2 separate regions of the Homo sapiens genome follow, and region 1 is linked to region 2. Evidence: chromatin loops called from intact Hi-C (ENCODE). Cell type or tissue: ascending aorta. All regions are shown on one strand. Links, peaks and the distances in the headings refer to the core of each region. The heading gives the core; the rest is flanking DNA.

What was found. Hi-C counts contacts between places; a loop is a spot of excess contacts. Peaks named below come from ENCODE experiments on the same cell type or tissue, not always from the same donor. Only the 100,000 strongest peaks of a DNase experiment are listed, where the experiment ranks them.
Region 1: a loop joins it to region 2, with 12 times the contacts of the local background. A loop is called at or near these places in 2 of 110 quality-filtered maps.

The regions. Positions count from the first base shown.
Region 1 is chr1:900,783-909,098 of GRCh38, forward strand. LOC284600 (a long non-coding RNA gene) reads left to right here and starts at 4,333. Exons shown (of 5, transcript XR_007065342.1): 1 at 4,333-7,430. RefSeq lists a silencer at 3,978-4,087. In ascending aorta, for the core only: a CTCF peak has its summit at 3,989 (motif pointing right); DNase peaks (open chromatin) are centred at 3,989, 4,659, 5,319, 6,119 and 1 weaker place; H3K4me3 peaks cover 1,508 bases; H3K27ac peaks cover 1,543 bases.
Region 2 is chr1:1,015,634-1,023,949 of GRCh38, forward strand. It overlaps AGRN (agrin), which reads left to right and starts at 4,487. Exons shown (of 36, transcript NM_198576.4): 1 at 4,487-4,740; 2 at 6,568-6,829. The coding sequence starts at 4,540. RefSeq lists silencers at 1-123, 3,801-4,250 and enhancers at 5,759-6,958, 8,143-8,316. In ascending aorta, for the core only: a CTCF peak has its summit at 3,768 (motif pointing right); DNase peaks (open chromatin) are centred at 3,848 and 4,612; H3K4me3 peaks cover 2,497 bases; H3K27ac peaks cover 1,034 bases.

The DNA of each region.
Region 1 (8,316 bases), core at 210-8,209, 110 kb before region 2:
ATTGGTGCATTCGTTGTAACAAGTAGTTGTAACAAGTGCCACGCTAATGTAACACGTTAGTACCAGCGTAACTGGGTGCCAGGCGTTTGTAAACTCTGTTCCGTCTTCTCAATTGTTTTGTGAATCTAAAACCGTTCTTTAAAAAGAGTTTATTTAGTAGGCTGGGCATGGTGGCTCACACCTGCAATCCCAGCACTTGGGAAGGCCAAGACTGGTGGATCACTTGAGCTCAGGAGTTGGAGACATGCCTAGGTAACATGGCAAAACCCCATCTCTACTAAAAATACAAAAATTAGCCAGGTGTGGTGGCGCACACCTGTAGTCGCAGCCACTTGGGAGGTTGAGGTGGGAGGATCGCTGGAGCCTCGGAGGTCGAGGTGGTAGTGAGCCAAGATTGCACCACTGCACTCCAGCCCGGGCAACCAGAGTGAAACGCTGTGTCCAAAAAATAAAAAAAGAGTGTATGTAAAGTGAAAACAGAGAGAGTACAAGAAAAGAGGGAAACCAGGGGCTCAGTGGAGGTGGGCAGGGGCTGGTCCATGTGCATTCAGCCCACCTGGTTGGCAGCTGCCCAGGTGTCTCCTCAGGTGTCGGAACAGGAGTTTCTTCCACAGCCTTCAGTTTGCTCAGGTGGGCATGTGGCGATGGCAGACCCTTGGGCTGTGAGAAACTATGTTGCTGTTTTATCCAAGTCTTCACAGACCAAAGACGGGGCTTTGCCCAGAGGAGGCCTTGAGAAGCCAGGCTGGAGTTTGTGGAGAGAGTGTGTGTCACTCACAGGACATATGACGCATTTGCAACATGCGTTCTCAAAGTGGGAGCCACAGCAGTGTTCGTTTTACTATTGCTGGGCCTGTAAATGGAGCGTTTTATCTTTTTCGTCAGCTGGTTCATTGAACAAGTGTTTACAGAGCACCTGCTAGGCAAATCCATCGTGACAGAGACTCGGTGTGCCCCCAAGGAGCTCACAGTCTAGCGGTAAAGATGGTGCATAAACTCCCTGACACTCAGGGTGGCAACAGCCACCCCACCTGCTCCTCCCTTTCCTAATGCCCACACGGAGCAGACACTCGAGGGCTGCTTTTAGGAGTGCTGACTACATGCTTCCCTACCTCCATGTAGGCATGTGTGTACACAAGCGTGTCCTGTTTTCACCTTTTCACAAAACTATGTCAAAAGTGAAACATTTTGGAATACATTTCCAGTTATGCAAAATGTTTAAAATATGAATTTCTTCGGTTAACACAAATTAGGCATGAAATGTAGGCAACCCTGTTTACCAAGAAACATCAGGGTGCGGTGTGGGTCTGGGAGGTGCCCATGAGCACCTCATCTTGAGGCCAGTCTTCATGCTAGACCCTGGGTGGAGAGAGCGAGGCGGCTGGAGGTGGGTGTGTGACACCAGGTGACTTAGCGGCCCCAGGAGGGTGACTTCCCCTCCGGAGGTGCCATGCGACTGTACAGCTCAGGAGCACTCGGGGTCACCTACAGGAGGGGCAACTCCTGGGTGTCTCCCAACAGAGCCCAAAACCTGGAAGTGGACAGAGCACCCCCCGCTCATCTCCTGGGCCCTCGTCTCAGAGGAAGGACGGCCATTCTGGCCAACACTGACCAATGCTCCAGCCCACACTGCCCTGCACTGCCTAGAAGGAGAACCTAGGCTGGGCTCCCAGACAGGAGAGAGGGGTGCGTTTGTGGGGCTAATTAATAGTAATAATAGGCCGGGAGCGGTGGCTCATGCCTGTAATCCCAGCACTTTGGGAGGCCGAGGTGGGTGGATCACCTTAGCTCAGGAGTTCAAGACCAGCCTGGCCAACATGGTGAAACCCCGTCTAAAAATGCAAAAAAACTAGCTGGGCGTGGTGGTGCCTGTAGTCCCAGCTACTCGGGAGGCTGAGACAGAATCACATGAACCCGGGAGGCGGAGCTTGCAGTGAGCCGAGATCGCGCCATTGCACCCAGCCTGGGCAACCAGAGTGAAACTCTGTCTCAAAAAAAAAAAAAAATCGTCATAATAATAATCCCCCCTCACCTGAGTTCTGGGAGGTCAATCCAGGTTCAAGATTCCTCCTTTGAAAGGTAGACTGGATTTGGATACAGAGGGTGCCCATGCGTGAGGGGACGAGGGGGCCCGGGATGCGGGTCCGTGTGAGGGGCTGAAGAGTTGCCCCTGTGCTAGTCAGTGCCGCCGCCATAACCGAGCCCCGCCGGCTGCGCGGCGTCTTCAGCAAGCGTTTATTTGCTAATTCTGGGGGCTGGAGGTCCGCGGTCACGGTGTCCACAGACTGACTTCTCCAGAGGCCTCTCCTTGGCTTGTGGACACCGTCTTCTCCCTAAATCCTCATCTCCTCTTCTTATACATTGTATCAGGGCCCGCCCCATGACCCCATTTCACCTTAATCGCCTCGTTAAAGACCCCATCTCCAAACAACCATATTCTGAGGTCCTGGGGGTTAGGGCCTCAGCACAGGAATTTGGGGCGGGGGGACACACACTCTGACTTCGCACCACCTCCCCACCACTGCGTGGTGTGTGCTGCGGTTTAGCTTGTGTGACTGTGATCTTTTTCGTCAACTGGTTCATTGAACAAGTGTTCAACGGGCCCTCTAAGAAAGTAATTAACGTCAAATGAGGCCCTAAGGGTGGGGCCCTGATCTGATAGAATTCGTGTCCTTATAAAAGAGGCACCAGAGCACCCACTCCCTGTCTCCGACGTGTGGGGACAGAACAGGCGGCCATCTGCAAGCCAGGTAAGAGCCCTCGCCAGGAAAGGCCCAGCTCACACCTTGACCCTGGACTTCCAGCCCCTAGAACTGTGAGAAAATTAATTTCTGTTTAACCTACCCAGTCTGTGGTACAGTCATCTCTCAGTATCTGTGGGGCACTGATTCCAGGATCCCCACAGATACCAAAATCCACAGATGTTCAAGTCCCCCAGTGAGCCGTCTGCATCCATGGAGGCAGCCCCAGCCTTGGAGACCGACTGTGTTTCCTTAGGGCAGCCCTAGGCGCAGCGGTGCAAGGAGAGCCACATTTACCCCTGGCGCTGCACGGCCCTGAGGCTGGGCAAGGCTGTCCACCCCGCTGTCAGAACCCCAGCAGGGAAGGTGTCCAGAAGGCAGTCCTGGGAACCCTGCACAGAGGCCCAGCGGGCACAAGGTTGGGGCAGCTCTGTTCCCAGCAGGCCGAGCCCGGGTGGCTGGAGAGGGAGCTCTGGAAGGTCAGCCTAGGGGCCGTCGGCCCCTGCAGACCCTGTGCCCAGCCCAGCATCCCGGGGAGCTCCCTCCACATGCTCATCTCACGAGGTTCCTGCTGCACTCAGAGTGGAGGATGGGAGGCCTGGGGCGGAGGGCCGGGGCTTTGGAATGGCTGAGGGGGACAAGGATGCACAAGGGGCCAGTGCAGAGGACAGCGCGACTCCCAGGGGCCCGGGGTCCTGGTCTTCCTGGTCCTGCCGTTTTTATTAGAAGCGAGCCCTCCACCCCAGTGGGTGTAGAGCCCAGGACGCAGCAGAGGGTGGGGGGGTGGGGGGCGGCATCGGGGCAGGTGGCAACCCCTTGGACGCAGGCTCAGGACGCCAGGGTCAGGGCGTGAGTGCCGGGGCCCCCTCAAAGCCGCGGGGTCCAAAGAGGCCGCCGGCCCCGGCCCCGCCCTCTGCTCCTCCTCCCCCTCCACCGCCAGGCCCGGGTGGCCGCCGCCTCCTCCGAACGCGGCCGCCTCCTCCTCCGAACGTGGCCTCCTCCGAACGCGGCCGCCTCCTCCTCCGAACGCGGCCGCCTCCTCCTCCGAACGTGGCCTCCTCCGAACGTGGCCGCCTCCTCCTCCGAACGTGGCCTCCTCCGAACGCGGCCGCCGCCTCCTCCGAACGCGGCCTCCTCCTCCTCCGAACGCGGCCGCCTCCTCCTCCGAACGTGGCCGCCTCCGAACGTGGCCGCCGCCTCCTCCGAACGTGGCCGCTTCCGCAGCGCCCGGCGCAGGCCGCACTCCGCCACCAGGGGGCGCCACAGCTCCTCGCGCCGCCGCCTCCCGCAAACACAAAGAGCCGCGCGGCCACGACGGCCGCGTGCCCGGAGCGCCGGGGTCTTTCCTGGGCTCCAAAGTCAAGAGCTCACGTTCCGGGAGGATCTGTCCGCGGAAATTCGGTTCTGAGCGTCGCCGGACTCCGCCGCGGGGAGGCGGGTGAGGGGAGGGGGCCGGAGGGTCGGGGGTGCCGGGGGGTGCGGGAAGGCTGCGGGGGAGGCTGTTGGGGACGTTCGTGGCGGGGGAGGCTGTTGGGGACGTTCGTGGCGGGGGAGGCTGTTGGGGACGTTCGTGGCGGGGGAGGCTGTTGGGTCCCCTCCCCGCCCCACCGCGTCCCAGGGAACCCCGGCAGGGCACCCAGTGAGGGGGGCCCGGGCGTCCGCCCATTCCTCACTGCTGTCCCCGCCTGTGCCCGAAACCCCCGTTCACGTTCACCGAGAAAACAGACATAAACCCAGCCAGGCACATCCACTAGAATGGCTGTGATTTCAGAAAAGCGGACGTAAGTGCTGCCGAGGAGATGGAGGCGTTGGACCCCCTCGCGCATTGTCGGGGCGGGTGCAGCCGCGGTGCAAAAGGACCTTCCTCAGAAAGTTGAGCACGAAGTTCCCACAGGCCCGGAAGTTCCCCTCCCGGGCGCTCCCCAGAGAGCTGAAGACTGGGCGCGTGCCGGCGGCAAATGTTCACAGCAAAGGGCGGCCCAGTGCGCAGCTGGAACATCAGCCCCAGGCGGTCGCTGCGACAGGGACGAGCCTGGGAAACGTGAAAATGTCCAGAACAGGGAATCCACAGATAAAGAAAAGACATCGTGGTTGCCAGAGCTCGCGGGAGGGGGCAACAGGGACCGACTGCTTAACGTGTATGGTTCCCCTTCAGGGTGAGGACGTGTTCTGGGACGAGGTCGAGGTCAGGGTTGCAGGACAAGATGAAAGCGCTAAATGCCACTGAATTGTTTGCTTTAACGTCATTAATTTTGTTATGTGAATTTCATCTCAATAGAATAAATAGGTCAAGCTGGCTGCAGGGCCCACCCCACCGCGGCCTGGAGCAGGGTCTTCTGGGGTGTACCACCTCTGCCCTCACCCAGGCTCCACCACGACCAGCTTCGTCCACCCCCCAGGAGACCATGAAGGCCCACGTCTGAAATCCTCACTAAGCCCACCCTCCCATCTCCCTGAACTACGGGTAGGACCCCTCTGGCCCCCAGCCCTGCCCTTGACCCGGCCCACCAAGCCCCCACCCAGATCCACACCACCAGGCACTCTTGCCCTTGGCCTGCTGCCAGGCTGGCCCCGCTCCTTCTGGGCCTCCTGGAGCTTCAACCCCTGCCTCCACAGCAGACCTTGGCCTTTAGCATGTTCAGTCTCCTCAGTGGCAGCCCCGGGAGGGCCATCTTCTTGGGTCAAAGCCCTCCTCACTACCCACCCTCTTGCCAGGACTAGCTGTGTCCTGCAGCAGCCCAGCATGTGCCGTTGAGCTGGCCTTTTCTCAGGCCCAGTGCCCAAGGAGGAGCTGATTGCATAGGCTCAGAGTTTCCAGGAAGAGTGGGGACTCAGATGTCTGCCCAGGTGTCTCCACCGCGTCCGCCAGGGCCTCCAGCTTTCCTAACCAGGACCCTGGCCTCTGGCCTTGGTTGAGTATTTCACCTTCTTCCATGTTTAGTCCCTTGGGCTCTGCTACCCTCCTGCTGGAGGTGAGAGCATCCTGTGTGCAACCAGAGATGCCCTCTGGCTTTCAGACCTGCCTGCTTTTCACCCTCAGCCCTTTCTCACTCAGCAAAATTGTGGGGGTCCCTAGTCAGCAGCTCCCTGGGCAGCTCTCTGAGCAAGGTGGTCTCTGTGGTCATGAAGGAGAGCCGGCTAGGACAGTGCCGGAAACTCAGCTGCCTCTCCCCTTCAACTCAGCTGGCCCCCCGCACCTGAAGTGCACAGGAGCCGGGAAGAGAGTCTGGAGCCCACCCCGGAGGGCAGCACAGGAGGTGTCTCTGCAGCTGGTGTCCTGCCACCCCTGCAGGCAGCACACGTCCCGGGCATTCTCCTTAGCCACAGACAGAACAGCCAGTGCCAGAGTCTGCTGTCGCTTCCCCTTTAAGCACACTCATTCACCACACCCGAGGAGGCCAGAGGTGCAGGGAGCATGGGCTGTCGCTTCCCCTTTAAGCACACTCATTCACCACACCCGAGGAGGCCAGAAGTGCAGGGAGCATGGGCTGGGTGCACCTCCGCAGGAGAGAAGGCTGAGCCACCGCCGTCCCGGGAGCCCGGCTCCCAGGCCTCTCGTTTTCCCCTACCTCCCTAAGACTTTTCTGTCACTCTCTGGCCATTGAAAGGCTTCTGTTCCTTAAAGTGCTGTTACACTCTCCTTTCCCAGGATGCAGCAAGCCAAAACAGTACCACTGCACGTCAGCCTGGGTGACAGAGTGAGACCCTATCTTAAAAAAAAAAAAAATTGGCTGGACATGATGGCTCACGCCTGTAATCCCAGCACTTAGGGAAGCCAAAGTGGGCGGATCATTTGAGGTCAGGAGTTCAAGACCAGCCTGGCCAACATGGTGAAACCCCATCTCTCTACTAAAAATACAAAAATTAGCATGGTGTGGTGGTGCATGCCCATAATCCCAGCTACTGGGGAGGCTGAGGTGAAAGAATTGCTTGAACCCAAGAGGTGGAGGTTGCAGTGAGCCGAGATCACACCATTGCACTCCAGCCTGGGCAACAGAGGGAGACTGTGTCTCCTAAAAAAAAAAAAAAAAAAAAAAAAGTCTTCTTTCCATGATGAGAATGTCAGGCCCTGCAGCCTCTTGCACTGGCCAGAGGGGCTGGGGTCACTGTCTGTTTCCTTGCCCACCCTCAAGGGACAAGGAGGAGAGGTGAGGCTGTGGGCGCACCTGATTTTACCTGCTGGAGTCTGTGTTCTCTGGGATTAGGGAGCATCTGGAGCTGACTCTTCCTCCATGGGACCCTCCCTTTTTCAGGAAAACTTCCCCTCCTCGGGGATCCCGCAGGGCTAAGAAACACCCTCTTCACCTCCCTCCTGCCCGGTCCTTCTGACCAGCCGAGAGAGTACAGACCCTCCCCGATCTGGGAGGAGGGCCCATCACTGGCTCCCTGCCCCCTGCTCGCCAAGCCCCCCGGGACTTCCCAGGCTGTTCCTTCCACCTGAAGGGTCTCCCTCTGGCCAAGGCGAGGCTCACAGTTCCCCTGTCAGGATGGGGCCTTAGACACCCAGACTGACCCAGTGACAATCACCTTAATTCTCCACAGATAACTACCTACAAGTTTTCTGATTTATTCATTAGTGGATTTGTTCGTGATCAGCCCCACACCTGTTAGAATGGAAGCTGCAGGCAGCAGGAACCAGTGTGGCCAAGTCGGAGGGCAGCACAAGCCGGTCCTCCTCGTGGACAGCAGGTGTGGAGCAGGCCAGGCCCACAGGAGGGCGGGCAGGAGGGCAGGCACCGAGAGGTGCGGATGGCCTCTCAGAACAGGGGTGCAGGCTGGTGGGGGCAGCAGCTGGAAGGGGAAGGTCACAGAGCCAGAAAGATAGGGTGTCCGCCACAGCCAGTTCTTTGGAAGTTTCCCTGAAAAAGGGAAAAGAGACAAGATATGGTTCAAAGGAAAGCAGGGCCTGGGAGAGGCCTGTGTGCAGTGTGTCTGCAAAGGGAGGAGGAGGCAAAGATACTGAAGGTGAAGAGGGAAAGGAGGAAGGGACAGGGGAGGTGACAGAGGGAGGGGAGGGGGAGGAGGGGCGGGGGAGAGGAGGGAAAAGGGGGAGGCGATGGGACGGGGGAGGGAATGGGGGAACAGGTGGGAGGGGAGGAGGGGGTGGGGGAGAGGAGACAGGGGAGAGGGGAGTAGGGGGAGGGGATGAGGGGAAGGTGGGAGGGGAGAGGGGAGGGGATGGGGGAGGGAATGAGGGGACAGGTGGGAGGGGAGAGGGGACAAGTGGGAGGGGAAGGGATGGGGGAGGGATGAGGGGACAGGTGGGAGGGGAGGGAATGAGGGGCAGGGGGGAAGGGAGGGATGAGGGGCAGGGGGGAAGGGAGGGGGGTTTGGCCCTGCAGCAGGTGGGATTCTGCTCAGCCCATTTCCTGGGCCACGGGATTCATGAAGGGCACCGGGTCAGGCCCCCCGGGCGCACCGTTGCTGGTATATGCGGTGATCGGGGTCAGGCCCCCGGGCGCACCTTTGCTGGTATATGCGGGGGTCGGGGTCAGGCCCCCGGGCGCACCGTTGCTGGTATATGCGGGGGTCGGGGTCAGGCCCCCGGGCGCACCGTTGCTGGTATATGCGGTGG
Region 2 (8,316 bases), core at 154-8,153:
ACTTAGCCAGGGGCCTTTCCTGAACCCCCAACGGGGGCAGGGCAGGGCAGGGCCTCCTTTGTGGCTTCTGGCTCAGAGATCTGTAGCTAGCCTGGGGTGAGAGGGGCACCACAGGCCCAGTCCTTTTTATTATTATTTTTTTTGACACGGAGTCTCGCTTTGTCGCCCAGGCTGGAGTGCAGTGGCGCGATCTCTGCTCACTGCAAGCTCCACCTCCCGGGTTCACGCCATTCTCCTGCCTCAGCCTCCCGAGTAGCTGGGACTACAGGCGCCCGCCACCACGCCCGGCTAATTTTTTTTTGTATTTTCAGTAGAGGCGGGGTTTCACCGTGTTAGCCAGGATGGTCTCGATCTCCTGACCTCGTGATCCGCCCATCTCGGCCTCCCAAAGTGCTGGGATTACAGGCGTGAGCCACCGCACCCGTGCTTTTTTTTTTTTTTTTGAGATAGAGTCTCACTCTGTCGCTCAGGCTGGAGTGCAGTGGCGCCATCTCGGTTCACTGCAACCTCCACCTCCCGGGTTCAAGCAATTCTCCTGCCTCAGCCTCCCAAGTAGTTGGGATTAATGGTGCCCGCCACCTCACCCAGCTAACTTTTTTTTGTGTTTTTAGTAGAGACAGCGTTTCACTGTATTGGCCAGGCTAGTCTCGAATTCCTGACCTCATGATCCGCCCGCTTCAGCCTTCCAAAGTGCTAGGGTTACAAGTGTGAGCCCCCGCACCCGGCCTAATTTTTGTATTTTTAGTAGAGATGGGGTTTCATCATGTTGGCCAGGCTGGTCTTGAACTCCTGGCCTCAAGTGGTCCGCCTGCCTCGGGCTCCCAAAATGCTGGGATTACAGGTGTGAACCACTGGGCCTGACTGACCCAGTCCTTTTTTTAAAAAAATTACTTACTTTTCCCAGGGTCATACTCTCAGCTAGGCTGGAGTGCAGTGGCACAATCACCGCTCACCGCAGCCTCCACCTCCCACACTCAAGTGATCCTCCCGCCTCAGCCTCCCGAGGAGCTGGGATTACAGGTGCGTGTCACCACACCTGGCTAATTTTGTATTTGTTTTGTTTTGTGTTTCTTTGAGATGGAGTTTCGCTCTGTCGCCCAGGCTGGAGTGCAGTGGTGTGATCTCGGCTCACTGCAAGCTCCACCTCCTGAGTTCAAGCGATTCTCCTGCCTCAGCCTCCTGACTGGCTGGGATTACAGGTGCGTGTCACCCGGCTAATTTTTTAGTAGAGGCAGTTTCACCATGTTGGTCAGGCTGGTCCCGAACTCCTGACCTTGTGATCCACTCCCCCCTTGGCTGCCCAAAGTGCTGGGATCACAAGCGTGAGTTACCGTGCCCTGTCTGTATTTATAGTAGAGACAGAGTTTCACCATGTTGGCCAGGCTGGTCTCGAACTACTGACCTCAAGTGATCCGCCCACCTCGGCCTCCCAAAGTGCTGGGATTACAGGCCTGAGCCACCACGCCCGGCCCGTCGACTAATTTTTTTTTTTTGAAACAGTCTCGCTCTGTCACCCAGGCTGGAGTGCAGTTGCACTGTGTCCAGAATTGGTGGGTTCTTGGTCTCACTGACTTCAAGAATGAAGCCACGGACCCTCGCGGTGAGTGTTACAGCTCTTAAGTCGGCGCGTCTTCAGTTCGTTCCTTCTGATGTTCGGATATGTTCGGAGTTTCTTCCTTCTGGTGGGTTCGTGGTCTCGCTGGCTCAGGAGTGAAGCTGCAGACCTTGGCGGCGAGTGTTACAGCTCTTAAGGCAGCGCGTCTGGATTTTTTGTTCCTCCCGGTGGGCTCGTGGTCTCGCTGGTTTCAGGAGTGAAGCTGCAGACCTTGGCGGTGAGTGTTACAGCTCATAAAAGCAGTGTGAACCCAAAAAGTGAGCAGTAGCAAGATTTATTGCAAAGAGCGAAAGAACAAAGCCTCCACTGTGTGGAAGGGGACCTGACCGGGTTGCCACTGCTAGCACCGGCAGCCTGCTTTTATTCTCTTATCTGGCCCCACCCACATCCTGCTGATGGGTAGAGCCTAGTGGTCTGTTTTGACAGGGCGCTGATTGGTGCATTTACAATCCCTGAGCTAGACACAAAGGTTCTCCACGTCCCCACCAGATTAGTTAGATACAGAGTATCCACACAAAGGTTCTCCAAGGCCCCACCAGAGTAGCTAGATACAGAGTCCACTGGCACATTCACAAACCCTGAGCTAGACACAGGGCGCTGATTGGTGTATTTACAAACCTTGAGCTAGATACAGAGTGCCGATTGGTGTATTTACAATCCCTGAGCTAGACATAAATGTTCTCCAAGGTCTCACCAGAGTAGCTAGATACAGAGTGTCCACTGGCGCATTCACAAACCCTGAGCTAGACACAGGGTGCTGATTGGTGTATTTACAAACCTTGAGCTAGATACAGAGTGCCGATTGGTGTATTTACAATCCCTGAGCTAGACATAAAGGTTCTCCAAGGCCCCACCAGAGTAGCTAGATACAGAGTGTCTGTCTATTGGTGCATTCACAGACTCTGAGCTAGACACAGGGTGCTGATTGGTGTATTTACAATCCCTGAGCTAGACATAAAGGTTCTCCACGTCTCCACCACTCAGGAGCCCAGCTGGCTTCACCCAGTGGATCCCGCACTGGGGCTGCAAGTGGAGCTGCCTGCCAGTCCTGCGCTGTGCACCCGCACTCCTCAGCCCTTGGGTGGTCATGGGACTAGGCACGGTGGAGCAGGGGGCAGCGCTCATCGGGGAGGCTTGGGCCGCACAGGAGCCCACGGAGGGGGTGGGAGGCTCAGGCATGGTGGGCTGCAGGTCCCCAGCTCTGCCCCGCCGGAAGGCAGCTAAGGCCTGGCGAGTAATCGAGTGCAGCGCCAGTGGGCTGGCACTGCTGGGGGACCCACTACACCCTCCGCAGCCGCTGGCCCGGGTGCTAAGCCCCTCATTGCTCCGGGCCGGCAGGGCCGGCCGGCTGCTCCAAGTGCGGGGCCCACCAAGCCCACGCCCACTCGGAACTCCAGCTGGCCCGCAAGAGCCGCGCGCAGCCCCGGTTCCCGCTCATGCCTCTCCCTCCACACCTCCCTGCAAGCTGAGGGAGCCGGCTCCCGCCTTGGCCAGCCCAGAAAGGGGCTCCCACAGTGCAGCGGTGGGCTGAAGGGCTCCTCAAGTGCCACCAAAGTGGGAGCCCAGGCAGAGGAGGCGTGAAGACCGAGAGAGGGCTGTGAGGACTGCCAGCACGCTGTCACCTCTCAGCACCATCTCAGCTCACTGCAACCTCCGCCTCCTGGGTTCAAGCGATTCTCCTGCCTCAGCCTCCCAAGTAGCTAGGACTACAGGCGCCTGCCACCACACCGGCCAATTTTTGTATTTTTAGTAGAGACGGGGTTTCACCATGTTGGCCAGGCTGGTCTCGAACTCCTGACCTCCCGTGATCCACCTGCCTCAGCCTCCCAAAGTGCTGGGATTACAGGCGTGAGCCACTGCGCCCGGCCCATCCAGCTAATTTTTAATTTTTTTGAGAGATGGGGTCTTGCTATTTTGCCCAGGCTAGTCTCGAACACCCGGTGTCAAGAGATCTTGCTGCCTCCGCCTCCCAGAGTGCTGGGATGACAGGCGTGAGTCACCACGCCCAGCCTAGACACAGTTCTGAAGGGACAAAGGGGGCCTCCGCTCCCTCCTTTCAATCTTCAGCTAGGCCAGGCTCCCACTTGGGTCCTCCAGCCCTCAGTTTCCCCCTGCACCCAGCCAGGCCAAGCTGCAGAGGCGCCCGGCCCAGAGCTGGGAAGGGGCGTGGCGGGACCCGCGCTTGCAGCCGCGGGACGGAAGGGGGCGCGAACCTCCCCGCGGCGGGGCCTGGGGGGGCGGGGCCGGGAGGGGCGGGGCCGCGCCCCGTGCTGGCCAATCAGCGCCCGCCCCGGCACCGGGACCCGCCTCCGCGCCGCAGCTCCCGGGGGGTCCGGCCCGGCCGAGCCTCGGTGTCCGGCCCCGCGGGGGAGGGGCGCGGCCTGCGGAGCGGGATCGGGGCCGGGTCTGGGGCCCCTCCCGGCGGCCTTCGAGCCCTGCCGCCCGGCTCCGCGCCGCCCGGAGCCCCTCGGCAGTCCCGTCACGTCTCCTCCAGATTAGGCATTAACTCGGGTGCAGCCGCACTTCCGGGGGGCCGCGGCGGGGGAGGGGCGCCTGCGGGATCCAGACCCGCCCCCCACTCTCCTCTCCCCGCCCCCTCCCGGGCCGCCCCTTTCCCGCCCCACGGCCGCGCCGGGCGCTGCGTCCCGGGGCTTTGTTCGCGGCGGCGCGGGTCGCCGGCCTCCGGGCGGGCCGGGGGAGGGAGGAGGGAGGGGGCGGGAGGGGGAAGGAAGGAGGAGGGGGAGGAGGAGGGCGCGGGGAGGGGGTAGGGGGGCGGGGAGGAGAGAGGGGGAGGGGCGCCGCCCTGGCCCCGCCCCCCCCCGCCCGCCCGCCCGCGCTCCGCCGCCTCCGGAGCTGCGTCCCGTCCTGTCCAGTCCCGTCCCCGGCGCGGCCCGCGCGCTCCTCCGCCGCCTCTCGCCTGCGCCATGGCCGGCCGGTCCCACCCGGGCCCGCTGCGGCCGCTGCTGCCGCTCCTTGTGGTGGCCGCGTGCGTCCTGCCCGGAGCCGGCGGGACATGCCCGGAGCGCGCGCTGGAGCGGCGCGAGGAGGAGGCGAACGTGGTGCTCACCGGGACGGTGGAGGAGATCCTCAACGTGGACCCGGTGCAGCACACGTACTCCTGCAAGGTGCGCCCACCCGGACCCCGGCCTCCCCTCGCGACGCCTGCCGCCCCGCCGGGACCCCCGCCCCAGGCCGTGGGAACCAGCCCCGGTCGCTCCGCAGCCCCCGCTCCGGCTCCCTTGGCGACCGCCAAGCCCCGGGAGGGGGGGTCGCCGGGTCCCGGGAAACTCGCGGGCGCCGGGGAAAGTTGCTGCGCCGCCGCCGTCCTCCGCCCGCCGCCGCCTCCCTCCTCGCGGAGACAAGTGCACCTCGCCCACGGACTGCGGCTGCCGCGCGCCCTCCCTACCGGCCGAGAAGGAGAGGGGCCTGGGGAGGGGGGGCCTTTGCCCGGGCGGGGAGCGGGGGCTGGGCCTGGGATCCGCTTGTTCCCCTCCCCAGAGGCCTTTCCCGGGGCGAGAGGGGTTGGTCAGGAGAGAAAAAGGGGCGCACAGCCTGAGCTCCCAACCCCGGGAGCCAGGTGGGGGGTGCCGCAGTGGTGCGGGGGGGGGGCGTGCAGGAGCAGAGAGGTGGGCGGGGCCGTCACCGGGCCTCGTGTGCTTGGGGGCAGGGCCGGTGCCCCATCGCGCTCCTGCGGGAACCGGGGCTCCCCACCCCGGGGAGGGGAAGTTTCCCTGGTTTCTCCTTCAGGTGCTTCTGGGAGCCCCCGGGGTAGGTACGCTGGGACCCCCACCATCTTCTCCTAGTAGGGGCTCGGGGGACCCAGAGCCGGCGCCCGTGTACCCCCAAAACCATCTCCTGGGACCAGAAATCCACTCATTTCCCTCCACGGAGGTGGAGAAGGTGGCAGCTTCTTTCAGACTGGCCGGTGCGGGCTACAGCTGGGCTCCCCCGCCGGCCCAGTCTCCTCCACAGCGGCCAGGGCACTTTGCCAGGCCCCTGCAGGATTTTCCCGACTTCCTCCCCGCTGCTCCTGGGTGTGGCTGGGGTGGGGGAAGGCGATGAAAGCCACCAGGCCCTCCCCCTGCCTGGGTCATCTGCCTCCTGGAGCCTACTGTTGGGGGGCGTGGAAGAGGCTCTGCCTGCGCAACTGGAGGGGGTCCCTGCGGATGCCGCAGTCCTGAGGCTCCCAGCAGGGGCTGCGCAGTGGACAGGCCAACCATTGTCTCTCCCCCCATCCGGCAGCCCCAGCCCCCCAGATCTGAGGAAGGGGCTGCTTCTCCCGGCTTTGTTCTCAGGGGAGTGCGTGAGTGCGTGGGTCCCTGTCCCCGTGAGGGCCGCCAGGTCGGCTGTAGCCTTTACCACAGGCCACCGTCAGAGCAGCTGCCCTCAGGGCCCCAGGAGCTGAGAAGGTGGAGGGTGGGGCACCCTGCACTGCCCAAACTTGATTTCGTGGTTCACAGGCTGCCCTGAGTGCACAGACTGTAGAAGCCCGAGGAAGGGGCGTCTCAGCCCAGCCACAGGGCCAAGCTGGCCCCTTACCCCAACGCCCCATCCCCCTCCTCCACTGCCCAAGCTTGCTGGGAGGTGGGCCCTGAGCACTGGGCAGGTGGGGAGAAGTGTGGAAGGCAGGCACCCCAAGCCAGGTGGGCCCCCTTCCCAAATTCGGCCTTAGCTGATAGGGACGTTATTGGAGCTGGGGTGGCTGAAGTTGGTTAGACCTGGGGGAGGGGATGTGTTCACAGGTGACGCATCTCTGAGCGTTCCCGCATGGGCTGTGGTGGCCAGTGTGGGCTTCCCCCAGCTTCCGCCCAGCGGGCTGACTCAGAGGTCTCCCCACATCTCTGCCCAGGGCTTGAGTCTACTGTGGACATTTGCCCTAAACACCTAAAGCCCCCAGTCTAGCCCCTTCCCCAGGAGAGGACTAATGACACCTACCGCCATGTCCACCCCAGGTTCGGGTCTGGCGGTACTTGAAGGGCAAAGACCTGGTGGCCCGGGAGAGCCTGCTGGACGGCGGCAACAAGGTGGTGATCAGCGGCTTTGGAGACCCCCTCATCTGTGACAACCAGGTGTCCACTGGGGACACCAGGATCTTCTTTGTGAACCCTGCACCCCCATACCTGTGGCCAGCCCACAAGAACGAGCTGATGCTCAACTCCAGCCTCATGCGGATCACCCTGCGGAACCTGGAGGAGGTGGAGTTCTGTGTGGAAGGTGCGTGGTGGGGGGCTCGTGTGGGGGCCTGTGGGGGTCAGGGCAGTGGCCAAGGGGGACAGGTTGCAGGGGTCGCTGTGCGGGGTCCTTTCGTGCTGTGCCGGAGGCTGCAGCACACGGTGTCTTGTGGTCCAACCTCATTCTCTGCTTCTCCGTCCCTGGCTCCCCAGCTGCATCTCCAAGCCCTCACATTAGACATCTTTGGCCCTGGGGCCCAAGGCAAGTCCCAGCCCTGCAAACAGATGGCCTCCTGCCTCCTCCCCTCCTCCCAGCTCTCCATACTTCCTTCTGGAGGCCCCTTCTAGGGAGAAGCTGGACAGGTGAATGTCCCCAGCTGTTCAAGCCCCTGTGTTAGCCCAGACCTCCGTCTAGACGGGCCCGCGTGTCGAGCACTCCTCGCCGTGGAGATCGGGCGGGAGGGCGAGGCTGTGCGGCGAGGGCTTCTGCGGATGTGGAGGGTGTGGCATTTGCCATCGTGAGGTCTTGCTTGCTGTTCCCATGGCTCTGCCGAAGGGCCGAGGAGTGGCCCTCCCTGACCCCAGCCTGGTGGGGGCAGAAATCCCATGGCAGCCCCCGCAGGACAAGTCCCAGTTGGGGACTGAGATCGTTGGCTGGGGAATGTGGCAGGGAAAATATAGGAGGTCCCTGTCGCCCCCACATCCTGTCTGCTCCCTCATGGCTGCCTGGGAAGGGATGTGTCGGTGGGGGGGTCTGGAGAGTGCTTCCTCCTCAAGGCAACGGTAAGGGTCCTGACTTCCCGTCTCTCCGATCTGCTCCGTTGGCCGGCAGGAAACTTTGCTGCCCTGACACTAGCCTGGCTCTTGAGGGGTCCTTGTGGGGTCCTGGACTGTCCACTGCTCTTGCCTTCTCTGTGCATGCCTGGGGGCTATGCAGGGGGAGGGGCAGCACCCAAAATAAGGAACGCTGCGGCCTTTTCCCCAGCCTGTGGTCAGTGGTCCCCAAGCTGCCTTCAGGGTCCAGGGCCTCAGTGCAGCACAGAGGAGGGTCCCCTGGGTCCCCCACTGGGAGGACATGATAACCTTGGTCCTCTTCTGGGCACTCATGGTCTGGGGAAAAGATGGGGGCATCGTGGACTCAGGATAGGCTGTCAGGAGCTGAGGAGGGGCTGGAGAAGGGGGTTAGGGCGAGGAGAGGTTCCTGTCCCTGCAAGATCAGGAGAGGGGGTCACTAACCCCACAGCCAGGTGGGTCCAGCCCGAGAGTCCGTGACTTAGTAGCTGAGGACTTGCTCTAGGGTCAGAGGGCACATGGCAGGAGAGTCACCCCGGCTGAACGAGGCTCTGCATCTTACCGAAGCCGCTCTACGGGTGCCAGGCACTGGCTCTGGAGCGAGTGCCCAGGCGGAGCAGAGCGCTGGGAGGAGGGTCCGTGGGGAGCCCCTGCCAGGTGGGTGTGGCTTAGCCCAGCTGTGGGCAGTCGCACTCAGGGACGAGCTCCAGGTGGGGAGCCTGGGACCCACAGCCAGTA